Linked DNA regions of Homo sapiens: region 2 is linked to region 1. Evidence: chromatin contacts called from ENCODE Hi-C or POLR2A ChIA-PET data. All regions are on one chromosome and are shown on one strand. Each heading gives the region's core, a stretch centred on a gene start or an enhancer-like site at or near the end of the contact. The rest is flanking DNA. Distances are from core to core; before and after follow the strand shown.

Region 1 (4,329 bases), core at 1,229-3,728:
CCTTGTGTACAGCTCCTCAAAAATCCCAGGTTAACATTCCATTTGGTCTCCAGGCCTGATAAATGGGGAGGAGTGGCTGTTCATTAGTGTGCACTCTGGCTGCACCGGGCAGGACTTTGCCCCGGGAGGGACTGTGACGTTCTGCTCTCTTGGTAAGAAGGTACAAAGCTGGGCTCCAGAAATGGATTGAGAGCTCCTTGGGTCTGCTCCCCAGGCTGCCACCCGCCCCCAGGTGAGCCCTGGATACTGCTATTCCTGACTGAAGAGACAGGGTTTTGGACAAGGTGCTCCAGAAGGCCAGATTTCTCTCTGGGCAAGGTTCATGTGTTTCCCACACAAGTCTACTTCTGGGATTCTTCATGGATCTACAAATCGGACTAGGCAAAAGCTGTGCATGCTGCTGTGTATACAAAATAGTAAACCCTGATATAGACGATGGACTTTGGGTGCTAATACCGTATCAATGGAGGTTCATCAAGTATGACAAATGTACCACTCTGGTGGGAGATGCTGATAATAGAGGAGGTTATGCATGTGTGGGGGCAGGTGGTATATGGAGAATCTCTGTACCTTCTGCTCAATCTGTGAACCTAAACTGCTCTAAAAATTATGTCTATCCCGTCATATGCTTCTGGGAAAAATTGTCTATATATATTTTTTAAATGGAAAGAACTGGCTGGGCATAGTGGCTCAAGCCTACATCTCAGCACTTAAGGAGGCTGAAGTGGGAGGATTGCTTGAGTCCATGAGTTTGAGATCAGCCTGGGCAACATAGGCAGACTCTGTCTCTACAAAAAAAAAAAAAAAATTAGCTAGGCATGGTAGTGCATGCTTGTGGTCCCAGCTACTCGGGAGGCTGAGGCAGGAGGACTGCCTGAGCCTGGAGGGTTGAGGCTGCAGTGAACCATGATCATGCCACTGCACTCCAGCCTGGGCAACAGAGCAAGACCCTGTTTCAAAACAAATTGAAAAAAGCTTAATGCTCCTAAATAGGGTATTGGTTGAATAAGTCAACACACATCAAATTCAGTGGAATACTATGCAGCCATGAATAATTAACAGTAGTGGTGCAGAGCTGTTGCTTCTCCAGTGGGGATCCAGGACCCAAGGGCAGGGCGTGAAAAGTGCTTCAGAGGAGCTAAAGGCAGAAGGTCCACTTTGCATATCTTCTGGGGATGTCATTTATACTCAAATACTGAGTCAGGTCAATCAGACAACTTTAGTGACAATGAATGCATTATTTTCCCGTTGAAACTAACAGAAACGTGTTTTTCCATAGGCCACAAACATTCATAGGGACTTTCAGAGTAAAACAGAAGACTTCAGAGATATTTTGTAATTATATCTAGATACAGAAGACTTGAGATATTTTGTAAATATATGCTAGACACTCAGAGCTGTATATTCACCTTCCTCTGATTAAATTTGCCCTTAATGTTTCAGAATTCCTAATAAAGGACATTTAAGAATATGATCCCACTTTGGTAAACATTATGTATATGTGCATGAGTGTATATAACACATCAAAACTGAAAAGAGAGGATGGCAGATTGCAGGCATTGTTAGCCGGCCTCTCCCACCTTGGAAAGATGAAACAGTGTATAAAGATTTATGTTGTGACCTTTTCACCAGGGACCAACACAGGAACTTAACAGGAAAACTGGAAGAAACCACAGACCTTTCTAAAGAAACGGTGGGCAGCAGCCTACACCACGAGCCAGACAGAAAACTGTGAGTCCCCACAGTGTGAGAAGGGGAGAGACTGACTCAGGGATGTGCACTCCCACTGGGGTGCCACGCAGTCCAGGCCACAGGAGGGGGAAGCCCTCACCCTGCCCAGCACTGGAGCTGAGTTAGGGAGCGTTGGGGAGTAGATAAGGAGTCACATTGGGATGTGCTTGGCGTGCAGTCCTGGGCTCCAGCAGGGACAGAGGGAAGCCATTCCCGATGCTACCTCACAGGGGGCCTTGCAGAAGCCAGCTAGCTGACTCAGGAGGCGGTCACGGGTTGAGAGAAGCTCCCGACTGAGATCTGCAATGTCATCTTGAGTGGGGAAAGTAGACTTGCCCGAAATCTAAGACTCATAGGTGTTCTTGAGGGAGAAGAAAAAGCAAAAAGTTGAGAAAATTCAATGATTGGAAAGATACAGAATCAACCTAAGTGCTCTTCAACCCGAAGGAAAGGCTACAAAAGAATACACATCCCTGAGTCAGTCTCTCCCCTTCTCACACTGTGGGGACTCACAGTTTTCTGCCTGGCTCGTGGTGTAGGCTGCTGCCCACCGCTTCTTTAGAAAGGTCTGTGGTTTCTTCCAGTTTTCCTGTGAAGTCTCTGTGTTGCTCCCTGGTGCAGCTGCAGCGTAAGTAGGTTAGACAGGCGTTTCACAGCCTCCCTTACACAGCCTCCCTTAAAGGGAAACACATTTGCTAAATAGACGGAGAGAACAATCCGCCGGACAGCTCGCAAACCCCGACAGCGCATAAACCGCATCCTGGGCTCGTGGTCAAAACATCCTGTAGCAAGGAGGTAGAAGGGAAGAAGGGACAGTCCCCATATCCGTGCAAGTGCAGAAACCCATGCTTAGGTAGTGTCCTTGGGCTGACCTATGCTCATTATAATAGTGAAAACACACCCTCACGTGGAGACTTAAGGTGCTACTGAGACAGCGATGTATATGCACTAGCATGTACAGCCATTGCGCATGCGGGCCTAACAGACCACCCAGAACACGCTTAAGAGCAACACCGTCCCACCCACGCATGAGTAATCACGGAAGATTCCCCTAAAGGGAGTTTCCCCAGCGTCAGTCAGCGCTGTCTCACCTTTGAGCAGCCGCTCTGACCAGCTGTTAAGAGTGCACGTTCACTTTGCAATTAACTCTCTTGCTTACTTTTACCTTGGACTCACTCTCGAATTCTTTTCTTGAGGCAAAGTCAAGAACCGGAACTGGCCCACCAGCCATAGCAGGGGAGACTGTGTGTGCCGCGGTGCAGGCAGCACTCATGCCGGGAATGGTGAGGATGGCACCAGCTTGTCGGATTTTTTGTTGGCATTTGTGTTTGTTTCTCTACTCACCACCCAAGTGATAAAATAGGATCCTTGGTGTGGAACTTAGAATTATGCCAAAAAGCTAACAGTTCTCCTTTCTAGCCAGCTACAAAGCCAGACCATGCCCACCACTGCCATGCTTGCAAAACGGGTCACCACGGCCTGTAGGTGAGCAGTTGTGTAGGAGAAAAGAATCCAATTTTTTTGTGTGCTCTTTACTATTATGTAGACAGCTCCGTCTTCAGCCCACACTTTGGTTCCCTGTGGATTTCAGTTTGTGTCCTGTGTCTGAGGACAGCGGACTGAATACAGTGATTTTTTACCTCCAATAAATGTCATCCCGCTGCCCTTCCTGTGCCTCGAGGGTTGTCTGTTTTTCTCTTTCTTTTTCTTTCTTTCTCTTTCTTTCTTTCTTGCTTACTTTTCTTTCTTTCCTTCCTTCCTTCCTTTTCTTTCTTTCTTGTCTCCTTCCTTCCTTCCTTAACTCCTTCTTTCTTTTTGACAGAGTCTTGCTCTGTCACTCAGGCTGAAGTGCAGTGGCATTATCCCAGCTCACTGCAACCTCCACCTTCCAGGTTCAAGCGATTCTCCTGCCTCAGCCTCCCGAGTAGCTGGGATTACAGGCGCTCGCCACCACGCCCAGCTAATTTTTTGCATTTTTAGTAGAGACGGGGTTTCTCCATGGTGCCCAGGATTGTCTTGATCTCTTGACCTCGTGATCTGCCTACCTCGGCCTCCCAAAGTGCTGGGATTACAGGTGTGAGCCACCGCACCCGGCCCTGTTTTTCACTTTCTTTTTTTTTTTTTCCACAGGATTAAAATTATTTATTGAATAGACATTTATGGAGCATCTATTATAACAGGAAAAAGTACCAGGCCCTGAAGACACAAGAATAAAATCAAGCGTTTACAACTTACAAAAGGAGAAAGACAAGTACACCACAGTGTACAGCAATATTTATAGTACTGACATAAAGTAGTCATAGATATGGTGTTCGGGGGAGCAGTGAAGGACAAGGACCAGGACAGGGAACTCCATTTTGAGCAGAGTATTAAAAGATGACTAGGATAAAATCTTAAAGAAACGATATGCTATGCATTCCATGAAAACAAAACGAAAAACACCAGTGTGCTCTGCCTATCAGGATTCAAGCTGCCTTGTAAATATTACTAATTATTCATATTAGGAACACACTAGTCAACTCCATTAAAAAGCCACTTTCCATCCCTGCATAATGGTAGCTCTATGAATTTGTGATTCAGACCATATTCCCTCAAACA
Region 2 (4,329 bases), core at 1-2,500, 37 kb after region 1:
ATCCCTGTTTTTAGAAACAGCCTGACCCTCCAACAACAAAGTGTCAACCTAAATAACAAACAGAGAGAAGCTCTCTAAAAGAAAATGATATGTATTCAGGAATGGGGCATTGCAATGGGAATCTGGGTGCTATAGTAAACTACGTGCATATTCAGGGAGGTAAAAGAACACAAAGGGTTTTCAATGGAAAAATGAGGAGGACCCCATAAATGGTTTGAGATAATTACCCTAGGCTACAAGGATCCCTAATGAGGGTGACGTCAGTCCAAGTTTGGACCGGAGGTTGCTGTCCAAATACTTGTCACAGAAGTATTTTTTTGGTGGAAGGAAGCAATGGCTTTTGTGCAAGACTATGGTTTCTGCAGCGTCTTCTGTGAAAATTTTTGTTGTCAGAGAGCCCTCGCTTCACAGCCTTCCCCACTGTATTTCTCAGGGATTTTTTTGGCTTGTGAGCACTTTCACAAAGGGATCTGGTTATACACACACTGGTTCAGGTCTAGAAGAGCATTCCCTGCAGCCATTCACAATGGTCATGGGAGGAATATTTAGTGACATAGAGAAATAGTCCACTGTTGAGGAGGAAAGCAGCCAGTTGTAAAACAGCCCCAGGCAGTCTAAAAGTTGGGCCCTACACCGGGCACGGTGGCTCACACCTGTAATCTCAGCACTTTGGGAGGCCGAGGTGGGCGGATAACGAGGTCAAGAGATCAAGACCATCCTGGCCAGCATGATGTAACCCCGTCTCTACTAAAAACACAAAAATTAGCTGGGTGTGGTGGCACGAGCCTGTAGTCCCAGCTACTCGGGAGGCTGAGGCAGGTGAATCACTTGGACCCGGAAGACGAGGTTGCGGTGAGCCAAGATCATGCCATTGCACTCCAGCCTGGTGACAGAGCGAGACTCCGTGAAAAAAAAAAAAAAAAAAAAAAAGCTGGGCCCTGCATAGGAAAACCAAACCAAATGGAAACAGGACATACAGTTGAGGAGTTTGATGTCCTATCTTTGAGGCACTTGGCTGTATTTTCTGGTTTTCTTTGTTTTCCCAACAGTGAGCCTGTGTTTTTCCGTTTTTTCATGACCAGAGAAAAAAATGTAAATTATTATAAAAATAAGTAAATAAATAATGAACTAAAGGCAACATAAAGCCATAAAGATAAGGTTGGGCTCTCAAGAGCCGTCTTCCCCAGGCCCCACCCCTGCTGGTCAGAGTGCACCCTGGGGAGGAAAGGCCGCCCTGAAGGCTGGGAGACGAGACCGGCAGCCTCTGTGCCAGGAGACACAGGTCTTGGAGGGAGCAGAGGAGGTGGCTGTGTCTCTGGAGGGACCCCTCCTCCTGGAGGACCCCAGGCAGCTCATGGACCTTTCCAGACCCAGATGGAGCCTGTGGAGGAGGGTCTTCCTCATGGGTAAGAGATGCTGGATGCTGGATGAGCTTCCCAGGACTGAGGGAAGGGCAGCTAGGAGCAAAGCGGCGGGGAGGGGGCTGGGACCATCCCCATCCACGGGCACATCAAGAAACTCCCAGAGCAGGGGTCGGGGAGAGGAGAAGGGGGAGGACCCTCAGCACAACTTTCATGAGCTCACACACGTGGGCACACTTTGCCCCTAGACACACCCCTGCACAGACCCACACATGTGGTGTTACACACACACGCACACGCACATGCACACACACACACGCGCGCACACACAGAGAGAGAGAGAGAGAAACTGTGTTTCTATCTACGCCCAGGAATCAGGAGCTTGGACCTTCACCCTCACCTCCCTGCACTCACCTCCCACTGGGTGCCCCAATCTGCCCCATCCCCTCCCCCACCTCTCAGGCCAGATTCCTTCCCAGCCCCTCACCTTTGCCCAGGACCTTCTGTGCCCCCTACAAGCACAACTGTCCTGCTTTACCACGTGTACTGTCCTTGAACAGGTCCAGTGTGTCCATACGTGAGGCCTAGAGCCGGGGTCTCAGGCATCTCTGCCTCCTCCACATAGCCCAGGCTTGGGGTTCACAGGGCAGTGGACAACTGCCCATGTCATATGTGGTAACAGGCTGCCGCCTCCATTCACACCCACTCCAGTGAATTTAGATGCAAAATCAAAGACATGTAGAAATTCTCGGGGGAGTATTTCTCACCCAGACAATCATTACTGAACTCCCCCTGTGTCCAGCCTGTGCTCAGGGGCGCTGGGGACTCAGTGGTGACTGAGACAGGGCAGTCCTGCCCTCCTGGAGCCCACAGTCCAGGGCGAGATATAGATATGTGCCCAGACTCTGAGGACCCCCAGAGGTCATGGCTGGGATGGGGGGAGCCCAGGAGGAGCTGGGGGAGCCCAGAGGGGACACCTGACCCAGGCTGGGGTGGAGGAGACATCCAAGCTGAGACCTGAGTGATGAATAGAAGTGAGTCAGCAAGGAGGGTGCAGATGGAGAGGAGGGAGAAGGAGTCCCTGCCGGGAATGGGGAACAGCGTGTGCGAAGCCTGGAGTTAGGAGAAGGTGTGGTGCACCAAGAGAGCTATGTAGAGGCCTGGGGCATACAGCGTGGCAGTCATGTCTTCTGATAAATAACTACAGGAATAAATGAGTAAAAGGTGCATAGTGGGGACAGGATGGGGTAGGTGTGCACCACAAGGAGGCTCGATGAGTCACAAACACCAGCTCTGGCTGAGAGTGTTTCATATACCCACCTAAGAGTTTGGACTGTATCCTAAGAGCACTGGGGAGCCATGGAAGGTGTTTGAGCAGAGGAGAACAGGGTCGCAACTTGGGCTTATTAACATTTACGTAACTGTGATGTGAGGATGGATTGGAGGCTGTGTGGCTAGCGAGGAGGGCCTGGGAGAAGATAAGGGTAAAATGGACCACGGCAGGGGCTGAGGGGAGGCACAGGAGGGGACAAGCTGGGGACTCTACCAGGAGCCAGAAACTCTTGCCTGGTTCACCAGCGTCTCTGGGAATCGTTCCCGGATGGTGTCTTTTTTCCTTGTCTTCTCAGCCAGTCTGAATCTCTTTGTGAATTTCTCTCTGTCTTTTTTCCTTGTCTTCTTCAGCCAGTCTGCTGGCCTGTGGGATCTGCCAGGCCTCTGGCCAAATCTTCATCACCCAAACCCTGGGGATCAAGGGATATCGGACTGTCGTGGCCCTGGATAAGGTCCCTGAGGATGTTCAGGAATACAGCTGGTACTGGGGTGCAAACGACAGCGCAGGAAACATGATTATCAGCCACAAACCGCCCAGTGCCCAGCAGCCTGGGCCCATGTACACTGGCAGGGAGAGAGTGAACAGAGAAGGCAGCCTGTTGATCAGGCCGACTGCATTAAATGACACGGGAAACTACACTGTTCGGGTGGTTGCAGGCAATGAGACCCAAAGAGCAACCGGCTGGCTGGAGGTTCTAGGTGGGTTAGCAGGTGCTGTGTTTCCCAACCCCCAAGGAGAGCTAGATGTGACACATTTGAGAGAAGGACATTATACAGAGCATGACACCGGGAGTGGAAATCACGGAGCCGCCCTGGAATCTTGTGTACCATGGACAGCTCCTGGGGGATCTGAGGGCTAGTGGGAGGAGAGGGCGGAGTTGGAAGACAAGCAGTCCTGTATTTGACAGTGGCTGCAAATACATACTGCAGGACCCTGGCCCATTTGTGTTCCTTCTGTGTTCTTCAGTTTCCTCATCTGTAGAGTGGGGAGGAACCCACCATTGTGGTTTGTCGTAGCGTTGGAGGGAGTATTCGTAAAGTGAATGGGACTCAAATAATGGAGTAGTATTGTGTAGCCAAATGCCACCTCTCACTCAGAACCTCTCGTGTCTCCTGGATGAGGGTCCTGGTTTGGAGGATCAGAAACAATGATTAGGCCACATGTTTATGCCAAGAGCTCACCATTATGGCAGCAGACAGCACGGCAGTGGCTCAGGCAAGGCCCACACCTCAGCAGCCTCATTGCCCTGTGCCTATTCCTCTGCCCTTCTCAGCTCCCTTGCCAGGATGCCAGATCTTATCTTACAGCTCTTGGCTTCTCTCCAACATGCCCAGAAGTCCCCTGGAGAGGAGCAGAGCTTGGGGAAGCAGACCCCACTTGTAATTTTTTTCTCTTTCCTGCTTCACCCAGAGTTGGGAAGCAATCTGGGCATCTCCGTCAATGCCAGCTCCCTGGTGGAGAACATGGATTCTGTGGCTGCTGACTGCCTCACAAATGTCACCAACATCACGTGGTATGTGAATGATGTGCCTACCTCTAGTAGTGACCGGATGACAATTTCCCCAGACGGCAAGACCCTCGTCATCCTCAGGGTCAGCCGCTATGACAGAACAATTCAGTGCATGATAGAGAGTT

Evidence for each region. A loop is a pair of places that touch in the nucleus more often than their neighbours do. ChIA-PET counts read pairs that join two places held with the same protein, here RNA polymerase II (POLR2A). Pooled maps may share reads with other maps.
Region 2: a pooled map shows a loop between it and region 1 (2.6-fold over the local background). The contact joins the promoter of CEACAM18 here to the enhancer-like site in region 1. A Hi-C loop is called at or near these places in 3 of 168 maps with a recorded cell type or tissue (CD4-positive, alpha-beta memory T cell, naive thymus-derived CD4-positive, alpha-beta T cell and vagina) and 10 of 50 pooled maps. POLR2A ChIA-PET finds 5 or more read pairs at or near these places in 4 of 52 experiments (CD4-positive, alpha-beta memory T cell, WTC11, activated CD8-positive, alpha-beta T cell and 1 more).

What each region holds. Positions count from the first base shown.
Region 1 is chr19:51,439,218-51,443,546 of GRCh38, forward strand. No RefSeq gene overlaps it. Among named protein-coding and RNA genes, the nearest start is that of SIGLEC8, 17 kb to the right of the region's middle. RefSeq lists enhancers at 2,106-2,395, 2,696-2,835. Within about 2 kb of position 2,479, at least 8 of the 41 ENCODE cell types and tissues checked have a DNase peak (open chromatin) inside an H3K27ac peak, as active enhancers do.
Region 2 is chr19:51,477,289-51,481,617 of GRCh38, forward strand. CEACAM18 (CEA cell adhesion molecule 18) reads left to right here and starts at 1,251. Exons shown (of 6, transcript NM_001405061.1): 1 at 1,251-1,406; 2 at 3,045-3,392; 3 at 4,105-4,329. The coding sequence starts at 1,355.